Regions from separate parts of the Homo sapiens genome. Here region 1 is linked to region 2. Evidence: chromatin contacts called from ENCODE Hi-C data. All regions are on one chromosome and are shown on one strand. The core of a region is the stretch at or near the end of the contact, and the rest is flanking DNA. Distances in the headings are between cores, read along the strand shown. Region 1 has its middle 19 kb from the start of MIR1587. Region 2 overlaps LOC105373175 (a long non-coding RNA gene).

Region 1 (5,600 bases), core at 747-3,246, 660 kb after region 2:
ATGGAAATTTAGGGAAGGCAACCGGGTGTGCTCTGGATTCCACAGCCCCATCCCTGGTAGAGGGCACAGAAGCATTGGAGGGTTGAGAAAGGGCAACTGGCAGCCTTTGGGCCAAGTTGCTTTAAGTCCAGAGAGGCTGAGAAAAGCAGCTCAATGCTGCAGAAGAGAAGGTGGAAGTTGGAAGTAAGAAAATGAAAGAGCCAGGTGGCCCATGGTGGAGAGGTGCCCAGAGCTGGCGACAGAACCCAAGGAACCCTGGTTCCTGGGGTGACCTTGAGAAAAGACCCGGCCAGTCTTAGACAAGGTGATGAAAGGAAGGAAGAAGGCTACTGAGCTGAAGAGAACAAAAATATTTCCCCAACCCCATCCCGCTGGACAGTGAAGCATCTTCAGGGCCCCTAGCCTGGGTGCCGGACAAAAGACTTGGAGGTACTGGAATATTGGGTCTGTGCCCCAGCCCTATCCGTGCCCAGTGTTGGGCACCCCCAGAGGCTAAGCTTGGCCAAAAGCTCCTCAGGCTTCCTCATCCCACTTGTTCATGGGATGGTTCCACCCATATGAAGAGTAAGGCCTGGGTGGTGCCTCTCCTCCTGACTCCAGCCTCCTTCCCCGGCCCCAGTCCCATCCATACAGGGGTGCTGGCCTGGCCCCCTCTGGTGGGAGGACAGATAAGCAAAGGGGTGGTGGGGACACTCTAGATGCTTCACCCACATCCCCTCGGGCTCCTTCCCCCACCCCATATAGCTTCCCCTCTCCTAATTCCCACAGCCTGTGCCTGGGACTCTTTGCAGGCCCGCCCGGGGCACATCCCCCTCAGAGCCAGAAGTACCCAGGAGTTTCAATCCCCACACTCACGGTAGCTCCTAGCTGGTGCAAGGGAGCATGCAGGTACAGTGCTCTTGCCTGGAGTCAGGACAGGCTCTGAGTTGACACTTGCCCTCCAGAGCTCCTCCTTTGGGAGGTCATGAGGTCATGAGGATGGAGCCCTCATGAAGGGGGTCAGTGCCCTTATAAAAAGCGACCCCAGAGAGCTCTCTCTCCCTGTCTCTGCCATGTGAGGGCACAAGGAAAAGTTGGCAATCTACAGCCCAGAAGAGGGCCCTCCCCCAAACCCGACCGTGCTGGTACCCTGATCTCGGCCTCTCAGCCTCCAGAACCATGAGAAGTACGTGTCTGTGGTTTATCAGCCCCCCCGCGTGTGGTACCGTGTTACAGCAGCCTGGATGGACTAAGACCCTTCTGCAGAGGGACTTTGTCTGAAACTGGCTTCCTCCCCTTCTTGGTCCTGCCCTTCCATACCCTTCCGTGTTTCTTGGGAGCACTTCCTTAATAAATTGCTTCCACACGAATCCGCGTCTCAGAAGCTGCTTCTGAGAAAACCGAAGTGATGGGGCCCCTGGGCTGCACAGTAATAACAGTTGTTACAGACGGCACCTCCTCCAACCCTCAGAACCAGACGGCCACAATGGTATTGACTGCATTGCACAGAGGAGGAAACGGAAACCCAGAGAGCAGAAGGGACTTGCCCAGGATGGTGGAGTTGGTGAGCAGAGCAGCCTACATTAAACCCAGCTCCAAAGCCAGCCCTGGGTCTTTGATGCCCCACAGAAAATACATGGGAGGAGCCCTGCAGCTCCTGAAAGGAGCTAACATCTCCCAAGCCCCACTTCCAGGGGCAATCTGGGGCCAGCCAGGTACTTAGATGGACAGATGACCAAGGAGAGACCACTCAAGCCCTCAGTTTGAGAATGCATTCCTCTGCGTTCACAGGCTTACCTGGAGCCAGTTCCCCAAAGCCCCACTGGACTTTTTAAGCCCCCAGAGGCCTTCAGACAGGAACCCACTGAGTCTTCAAACCCCCAATCTCCATGGGGTTAAAACAATCCCCAAAAGGCAGGACTTACTAGGAGTCGTTCAGAAACTGGCAAAAGCACCCTCTGAATAAATGTTCAGGGTTCCATCCGGAGACGCCCACGGTGACTGATGAGTCATCAGATAGCCAGCTGTCGCCACAGAGTGCTATATATAGAAGCTGGAGGGGTGCCTGGTACCTAAAGAAAGGGGAGGAGCACACACCTAGTAGGTGGGGTCTCAGCTGGGAGGCAGGCCTAGAGCACCTGGAAACTGCACCCTCAGCTCCCTCTGCCCCCCCAGCAAAACAGAATCTGGGTCAGCAATTCCCCGGCACAGAATGCCGCGTGAACTGGAAGCAAGCAGCAACAGGGCCGGACGTGGGCCATGCCAGTGCATTCATGATGATTACTGCTAATGATGGTAATGGGAGAATAATGGCTCAGTGAACTTCCCGCACATCACCTCGTCGTCTTCCCATCAGACATACACACTGAGGACGCGCTTGTATTGCTGCCATTTAGACAGCCGAAACAGAACTTCCAGACCTCAGGCTTGGTAGGCTGGGCCTGTGCTGTCCAGGACAGGGGCCACTAGCCACATGTTTCTACTGAACACTTGAAATGTGGCCCGGCCAAATTGAGATCCTCTGTCAGCATAGAATGCACACCAGACTTTGAAGATTTAGTTTCAAGAAAAGAATGTCAAATACCTTGTCAATAATTTTTTCCTGGTTTCATATTGAAATGATAATATTTTAGATACATCGGGTTGATCAAAATATATGATTAAGTCAATTTCACCTGTTCCTTTTTACCTTTTTAATGTGGCTTCTCGAACATTAAAATTATTAATACATATGTGGCTCACATTTGTGGCTTGCATTATATTTCTATTGGACAGTGCCGGGTTGCAGGCTGGAGGCCAGAACCTTCAGGAAATCCTGGCTATGCCCTCTCCTGACAAATAAAGCCTGCTTCCTGGTTCAAGGCTGAGAGAGGCCAGGGCTGCTCTCCAGACAATGCCAGTGGCCAGCTGCAGCTCCATGTACCGATCACAGAAGGTCCAGGTGACGCACAAAAGCCCCTGAGGGTCTGTGAACCCCAAACTTGTCCCTTATATCTTCTGAAAATGCACAGCTTTCCGGGGGAAAGATGATGAATTCTCCCTGGCCCTGTCTTCTGCCTTCCCCACTTAACCCCCAAGAGAGCTCCATGCTGTGTGATTGCATAATGAGGCCATGGAATAAGGCCACTTCACAAATGAAGCAGCTCTTTCCCTCACATATGCAAACAGCAGAGAGAGGCAAAGGAAAGTAGGGAGATGAGAAACAGAATGAGAAATGCAGACGAGACAGGCAATTCACACCAAGAGAGAGAAACTGTATCCCAGAGACAGACACACAATGTCACACACACTCTGCTCACTGACACCTGGGGGGAGGGGGAGAAGGGTGTGTGTGTGCACGTGTGTGGCGTGTTCATGTGCATGCATGCATGTGTGTGGAGCTAGAGAGCACTAGAGGCCGGGCACGGTGGCTCATGCCTGTAATCCCAGCACTTTGGGAGGCCGAGGTGGGCGGATCACCTGAGGTCAGGAGTTTGAGACCAGCCTGCCCAGCATGGTGAAACCCTGTCTCTACTAAAAATATGAAAATTAGCCAGGTATAGTGGCGTGTGCCTGTAATCCCAGCTACTCGGGAGGCTAAGGCAGGAGAATCGCTTGAACCCGTGAGGCAGAGGTTGCGGTGAACCGAGGTCACGCCACTGCACTCCAGCCTGGGCGACACAGTGAGACTCTTTCTCAAAAAAAAAAAAAAAAAAAACAAAAAAACAAGAGAGCACTAGAGAAAGGTTCTAGAACGAGGCAAATCGAACAGAACAGGGAAGAGATGAGCACAGGAGGCGAAAAGAAATGGAGGTTCGGGGAGTTGACAGCCTCCATTTTGTAGCAAGGCCTGCCCTTTCTTTCTATGTCAGTTTAAATTATTTACATCAGGACAATGGAAAGAATATAGATAGCAAAATAAAAAATGCGTCGGGGCCAGGCAGGCCCAGGATTCATGTGTGGTGGAAACAGAGTCCAGGGAGGAGGAAGGGCTGCCCGCCCTGCACCCAGGAGTGGGCTGGGCTTTGGGTGGCTGCAGTCAGGGCTGCTTTTCCAGTCACTCAGTACCTACATCAAGTCCAGAGTGTTGACAGAGCTGGAGCCAAACTGCACACCCCCAGGGGCAGACCTGGGACATTTAGGGAGCTGTGTGAGTCAGACAAGGCCTGGGGACACCCACAGACCACAACCCCTCTGGGGCCAGGCTGAGGGCTGCCTGGTGTTCGCCTGCTCCCAGAGAGGCTGACACTTTGTGCCAGCCTCCTGCCTATCCTGAGCTGACCCTTCACTGGCAAGTCCAGGGTCCCGTGGGTGACCATCAGTTAATCAAATCAAAGCAGCCTTCTGTGCTGCCAGGACAGGATGGGGAGAGGTTCTCCCTCCCCTTCCTAGGTAATTAGGAAGTGACTTCTGGAGGCCTGGGCCCACCTTGGTCACCTCACCTAAAGGAAGATTCTGTCACAGGGATGCAGGACGAATGTATCAGTCTCCTCAGGCTGCTGCAACAGAAGACCACAAGCTGAGTGGCTTAAACAACGGATATTTATGTTCTCACAGTTCTGATGGCTGGAAGTCCAAGATCAAGGTTTGGTTTCCCCTGAGGCCTCTCTCCTTGGCTTGCACACGGCCACCTTATTGCTGTGTCTTCACACGGTCTTTCCTCTATGCGTATACCCTGCCAGTGTCTCTCGTGGGTCCACATTTTCTTCTAGGGACACCAGTTGTATTGGATTAAGCCCACCCTAATGGCCTCATTTTAACTTAATCACCTCTTTAAAGGCCCTAACTCTAAATATAGCCACATTCTGAGGTCCTGGGAGTTAGGGCTTCCATAGATGAATGGGGTGTGGGGCACAGTTCAACCCATAGCAATGAAGTACCAAGAAAGACAAGGCCAGGTTCACACCAGGATGGGGAGAACAGTTCAGGGCCATGACCCTCTCAACGTCTGATAATCCCACTGTCTCCCTGCCTGTGCTTAGGGCCTCCTCCCAGTAAAGCTTATAGAAACCAGAGGCAACATTTCTGCAGGACAGGGGTTTGGGAGAATGTTGTTCCCATGGCTGGTAGTTGCTGTCTTGCCCAGGAGCAGGAGTTGTGTAGCCCCAAGTCCCAGTTCAATGCCTGGCCCAGCAGGGAAACTCTGATGGGGGCAGAACAGAGGCCATTAGGCAAGGCTCTGTGTCCTTACTCATTTAGAGTCTTATTGTCAATGGAAGTGACTCCAGAATAAATTTGGACTTCATTCACAGAGAGTTGAGGCCCTCGCAGATTTAAAAATAATAAAAGAAAAAGGCCGGGTGCAGTGGTTCATGCCTGTAATTCTAGCACTTTGGGAGGCAGAGGCGGGCGGATCACTTGAGGTCAGGAGTTTGAGACGACCAGCCTGGCCAACATGGTGAAACCCCGTCTCTACTAAAAATACAAAAATTAGCTGGGCATGGTGGCAGGTGCCTGTAGTCCCAGCTACTCGAGAGGCTGAGGCAGGAGAATCGCTTGAACCCAGGAGGTGGGAGCTGCAATGAGCCAAGATCACGCCACTGCACTCTAGCCTGGGCGACAGAGGGAGACTCTGTCTCAAAAAAAAAAAAAGAAAATAAAATAAAAAAGAAGGAAGGAAGGAAGGAAAGAGAGAGAGAGAA
Region 2 (6,061 bases), core at 2,287-4,786:
ATTAAGGGGAAGATTGTAATGGCATTGATGGGGCTGATACAACTGCCCAGATTCTCGAAATCCTAGAGTCTTGGAGTCCAGGCAGAGAGGCAGAGTGAAGGTATGGATAGCCCCACTTCCTGGGCAGGGGCAAAGTCTCATATAGAAGAGCATCCTGCCCTGCTCTCAACCTAAAGTTTTGGCTGGGAAGCATTAGCAGGGACAATTGCAAGACATCAGAAATTGGATAGCTCGGTGCCACTCTCTGCTGTGTTACCAACAGACAGAGTAAGTCCTTTGAACTTCCCTGGGCTTAAATTTTCTCACTGATAAAATTAAGATGATGATATCTTCCTTTCCATCCCTCTCCGAAAGTTGAAAGATCTCTGTGAGATAGAAGCATTATTGCAAACTGCTGCACTGTTCGTTCCCATGAACAGTGGATGGATGGCTGGGGCTAGGGCTGGAGCTGCCAAAAAAGCCAGGGCTTTGGAGTCTGACACATCCTGGCTCAAGTCCTACTGAAGCCCCAACCCCTTACTTACCATCTCAAGCCTCAGGTACCCTATATGTAAAATGGGGGTAGTGATACCTCTGAGGCTGGAGGATTAAATGAGTCAAAGAATATGGATATAGTCCTAGGCCCCATGATGGGAAGAGTGAAGCTTCTCAGTAAATGAGATAGTGGTAGGTAAGTAAGAAGGTTAAAATGACATCCACTGGCCATGAGCCTGTGACCTTGACAAATGTTATGTTACTTATCCTCTTACATCTGGTGGGATCACAAGGAAGCACACTGTGAGATGGAGGTGGACATGGAGATGTGAGTGCAAGAGGTTTATTGAGGAGTGCCCTTGGAATCAGCAACAGTGGGTGAGTGAAGAAGGCAGGGCTGGGTCAAGGAAGGAGTTGAGCTACTGCGGTGTGGTCACAAAGGAGACCTCAGTTGAATCTCTGGGACCTCTGGAGCTGGGGTAGCCTCACTGAGTTGTCCAGCATCCAAGTGAGGCAATGAGCCTTTATACCCCTGCATAACCCTGTCACTGAATGTGGGTTGCCCCCAAGAAGGGGTGTGACCTTAAGGATGTTTTCTGAAGGGACAGTCAATGTGAACTGTCCTCATGCCAACACTCCCAGAAGCTGGGGGAATAAGTGCCTCGGTCCTGAAGGGACATCTGCATCCACTAAACCTCCCTGTACCTCAGTTTCCTCATCTATAAAATGTGGATAATCATAGTGCCTACATTACTGGTTTAGATCAGGATTAAAAGAGTTAATTCGTAGAACGTCCTTAAAACAGTGGCTGCTGCATACTATTTGTAGTGCTAGGATTTTAGAAAACATCCAATAAATCTTTTTCAAATGAATAAATAGATGAATGAGCTCTTTCAACCCTGTCCAGAATAAAAAACAAATGTCATGTTTGCTCATTTTGGGGAAAAAAGCCCACTAGCCAGGTGACAAAGCATTTGGCTGGAAAGCAGAGAATTCAATATATTTTAAACCATGGGACTCCTGTGCAGAGGAAATTTAAATCTCCTTTTCAAAACATTTGCTGCACCTGAGGGTCCAGTATTCCCCATGTGCGCATTGCCAGAGTCCTTTACCCTCAGTGTGTTGAGCTGCAGTATGGGGATTTGACAGCTGAAGACAGCTCAGCAGGGTGCAGGAAAGCAGACATTTAATGTGCTTTGACAATACAAAGGGTTATATAAACGACCCAGTTTCTGTAATTTTGCTGTAACTGTCATGAGAATTGCTATAGACAGATACGGAGAAGGCCCTGTTTATGCACTTAAACTTTAAAAGGTTTAACCACTAAACACAGTCTCTTTCTCTTCCCCTCCCCTCCTCACAATCCTGCATTTAAATTGCATGGAGGTGGGGGTGCAGGGCCAGGGGATGGCAGTTGAAATAATGGGTTGCCTTTATCCGCCCAGCTTCTGGATCAGCGCCCCACTTTCTGACTCCTGGGCCAAGCACCTGCCCCTGGCCAGCCTTCTCTGGAAGATTTCCTTCCCTACCTGCTCGCGACAAGATGCTGAGAGGGGGAGGGATGGCAGGAAGTGAAATGCACTGGCTCTGAGCTTACGGCTTTTGCCCAATTTAAATCTGGTTCCCATCCCAGTGTTCAGAGCACGTTGCTGTTTGATTCTTGCCATCACGTCTTAGAAGACTTTGCCCAAGGTGGGGGTGGGGATAGTTCTAAAGCCAGACAGGCAGGAGGCAGGAGGGTTTATGCAGGCAGATACCACAGGCTTCCAAGCTAAGTGCCTTAGCAGGGAGAGCTCCCGGCTGCTGCTGACATTTCTCAGACAGGAGATCAATAAGTGGGCAGAGCTTGAAAAGCAAATCATGCTTCGACCTGCCCTGGGGAACCCTCAGCAACTGTCTTGGTAGAGAAGGTGTCCCAGAGGAGGCCAGGAAAGACAGGGGGACGCAGAGAGCCTTGATATTCTGAGATGGGGGCAGGGAAATCGAGACTGCCCAAGGAGATGAAAGGGGCAGATGCTGCCATCCTCCCTACTCCCATCCTCCCTCCACAGTTCTTGCTGAGTGTGTTAAGACCCCTGACTTCTGCCTCCTAGGTAAAACCAGACATTTGGAGGTGGATCTGCAGCTGATGTAGCATTTACAGTCCAAATGAGCTTGGCTTGAGCATGGAAAGCTGCTCCAGCTGAGAGACCCTCTATCTGTGGTTGAGCCCCTCCTACTCTCTGTCCAACCAGCACCCAGGAGGAGTTTAAATATTTCTCCACACTCCAATCACATGGTCAAGAAAATTTTCTAAAGCAGATAGTCATGCACTCACACACACAAAGTGGACCCCACAGAACTGGAAGTAGGTACAAAACTTGGTTCTGATCTGGTAAACCTGGTCCACTGCAATAATTTAAACTCTCTTTTGGAAATTCAGTCTCCTTGACTTTAAATTGTCCCTGTCTTAGTACGTTTCGTGTTGCTATAAAGGAATACCTACCACTGGGTAATTTATAAAGACAAAAAGTTTTTATTTGGCTCACAATTCCGATGTCTGGAAAAGTTCAAGATCAGGTATCTGGTGAGAGCCTCAAGCTGCCTCCACTCATGGTGGAAGGCAAAGGGGAGCTGATGGGTTCAGAGATCACATGGTGAAACAGAAAGCAAGAGAGTGAGGAAGGAGACGCTGAGCTCTTTTAACAAACAGCTCTCAAGGGAATTAATAGTTAGAACTCACTCACTCTTTCCAGAATGGCACCAAGCCATTCACGAGGGATCCACCCCCATCCAACACCTCCCATTAGGCGCCACCTCCAACACTGAGGATCAAGTTTCAGCATGAGGTTTGAAGGGGACAAATATTCAAACCAGAGCAGTCTCTCTCTCCAGTTTGCTTTCCTTTACTTGATCCTCTCCAAGATGGTACCTGGATATGGGGTGGGAACATGCTACATCCTTCTGGTGGTGGAGGAAGGGGATCTATCAGTGTTATCATTCCAATTCCTGGGCGCTTCATGTCTCCACCACAACAGATGTCCCACAACGCTGACAACTGCTGAAGTCTGTGGTTAGTGAACCTGTGGTTTCCTCTTTGCTGACTCAGTCCGTACTCAGCCCTTGCTGCTATTGAATGTCCCCTGAGACATGGTCATGACCTCTATTCAATCTCCCATTCAGGTGGCCCAATCCACTCACTTGACTCTAGAATTTTTTCCTTTTTTGAGCTCTTCTGCCTGTGTCTTGCCAACATCTCTGTTCCCCTAGGGGCCTTTGAGCATTTCTGGCATCTTTTGTGTGCCAAATGGAGCCCAGGATAGCTCAGGAATGCTAACTCGACTTGCTCTCTGCCTCACCAGTAGCTACTTGAGGTTACTGCGGGTACACAGCGCTAGGCTGGCTCCTCCTGGAGTCCCAGACAGAGAGTAAAATGACTGCACTTCTGCCATTGGCTTTTCCTTCACTCCAATTAGACAACTCCCCTCTCTGAAACTTTCATCCAGACAGAGCTAGAAGGAGCAGGATTTTCTGGTCTAGTTGAAGCTTCACTCATGCCATATATACTGTCTTCCTGATCCAAGCTTCCTCATGGTTTAGCCTTCATGGCAGAGGCTGGATGGAGAAAGAAATGGTTTCTCTTCTCAGTTTGGGTTCTTTTGAAAGCAAAGCATGACACAAAGTCCTGGGTGAAGGTAGCTTATTTCAAAGGTAATCCCAGTGAAGAAGTAAAGTGAATGAATGGAGAAAAAAGAAGGGATTAAGACACAGTAGGAACAAATATCAATATAATGGAGGGCAACAGGGACTGATTTCCCAGGAAAGCATATAGAATGCCTTGTAGAATTGTCCACTGGAAGGGCAGGAGGTTGGGGCATTTATTCACTAGCCACTGTCTGACCCTGGTGAGGATTGTCCCTGAGGATGTTAACTTTCTCCCATTTCTGAGCTACACAAGCACATGACCTGGGCAAACTTTCACATAAGTAATGAAGGTTCAGGGGCAGAAAGAAGACAGACGCTTGGCTTAAGGTAAGTCTGCCCATTGCAGCTGAGGCTGAAACTGGAGGTGGGCCAAGGGGGTGATGAAGGTCTCTAGAAGTGTCTGATATACTTCCCCAAAGGAAATTTAAATGAGGAGGAATTATTTAGACCATATTACTGTATGCCTTAAATATTTGGTCTAATCTCCTTGTTTTAATGGGAGAAAACTGAGGCTCTACAAAGTCCTGATTCACCCAACATCAAAATAGTCAAACCCTGAGCCATATCTACAACTTGAGTGCTGGAGATTCAGGTCAGAGCTCTTTTTACTGTATCATACAAATCCATTCAGCCAACAATAGAATCTTTATTAACTATCCATGATGTTCATAGGATTGTGAAGTATAACGATAGTTCCTGCTTTCAGGGAAGTTGTAATCTAGATGACAGAAGTTTGTTCCCCAGTCATTATATGTACTTCTTAGAAAGGTATTGGCTTAGGTATCCTCTATTCGATCAGCTAGTACTCCAGAAACATAAGGAAGAGACCAAAGGGCACCCAAAATACAGAGTGCTTATGAGAAATATGCACTCAGAAAGTTATAACTGGATATTAATCTGAGCTAGGAAGGTGTAGCAGGCAGTCTCTAAGAGTCTTGTTCCCAAGATCCCTGCCTCGTAGTATTCATCCCTGCCCTTGTGAAATAGTCTCCTCTTTGAGTATAGGCTGGACCTAGTGACTCACTTGTAATGGATAGATTATGGCAGAAGTGATGAGATGTCTCTTGCAAGATTAGGTTATAAAAAGACCATGGCTTCGGTTCTGGGTGCTTTCTCTCATACTCTGTTGTGTTGTTGGCTCTGGAGGTGGCCAGCTACCATGTCATGAGACAACCCACTAAAGAGGTCCATGTGAGTGAACTTGAAAACACATCCTCTGTGGAGAAATAGGAACACTTTTACACTGTTGGTGGGACTGTAAACTAGTTCAACCCTTGTGGAAGTCAGTGTGGCGATTCCTCAGGGATCTAGAACTAGAAATACCATTTGACCCAGCCATCCCATTACTGGGTATATACCCAGAGGACTATAAATCATGCTGCTATAAAGACACATGCACACGTATGTTTATTGCGGCACTATTCACTATAGCAAAGACTTGGAACCAACCCAAATGTCCAACAATGATAGACTGGATTAAGAAAATGTGGCACATATACACCATGGAATACTATGCAGCCATAAAAAATGATGAGCTCATGTCCTTTGTAGGGACATGGATGAAATTGGAAATCATCATTCTCAGTAAACTATCGCAAGGACAAAAAACCAAACACCACATGTTCTCACTCATAGATGGGAATTGAACAATGAGAACACATGGACACAGGAAGGAGAACATCACACTCTGGGGACTGTTGTGGGGTGGGGGGAGGGGGGAGGGATAGCATTAGGAGATATACCTAATGCTAAATGACGAGTTAATGGGTGCAGCACACCAACATGGCACATGTATACATATGTAACTAACCTGCACATTGTGCACATGTACCCTAAAACTTAAAGTGTAATAATAATAATAAAAAAAAGAAAACACATCCTCCCCAGATCGAGTCTTGAGATG

Evidence for each region. Hi-C counts contacts between places; a loop is a spot of excess contacts on that map. Pooled maps may share reads with other maps.
Region 1: a loop to region 2 is called in a map with no recorded cell type, with 8 times the contacts of the local background. The contact joins two enhancer-like sites. A Hi-C loop is called at or near these places in 4 of 37 single-sample maps with no recorded cell type and 8 of 50 pooled maps.

What each region holds. Positions count from the first base shown.
Region 1 is chrX:39,853,860-39,859,459 of GRCh38, forward strand. No RefSeq gene overlaps it. Among named protein-coding and RNA genes, the nearest start is that of MIR1587, 19 kb to the left of the region's middle. RefSeq lists enhancers at 1,499-1,618, 1,889-1,968, 4,070-4,570. Within about 2 kb of position 1,997, at least 10 of the 41 ENCODE cell types and tissues checked have a DNase peak (open chromatin) inside an H3K27ac peak, as active enhancers do.
Region 2 is chrX:39,193,200-39,199,260 of GRCh38, forward strand. All of the region lies in intron 2 of LOC105373175 (a long non-coding RNA gene), which reads right to left. Among named protein-coding and RNA genes, the nearest start is that of LINC01281, 130 kb to the right of the region's middle. Within about 2 kb of position 3,537, at least 4 of the 41 ENCODE cell types and tissues checked have a DNase peak (open chromatin) inside an H3K27ac peak, as active enhancers do.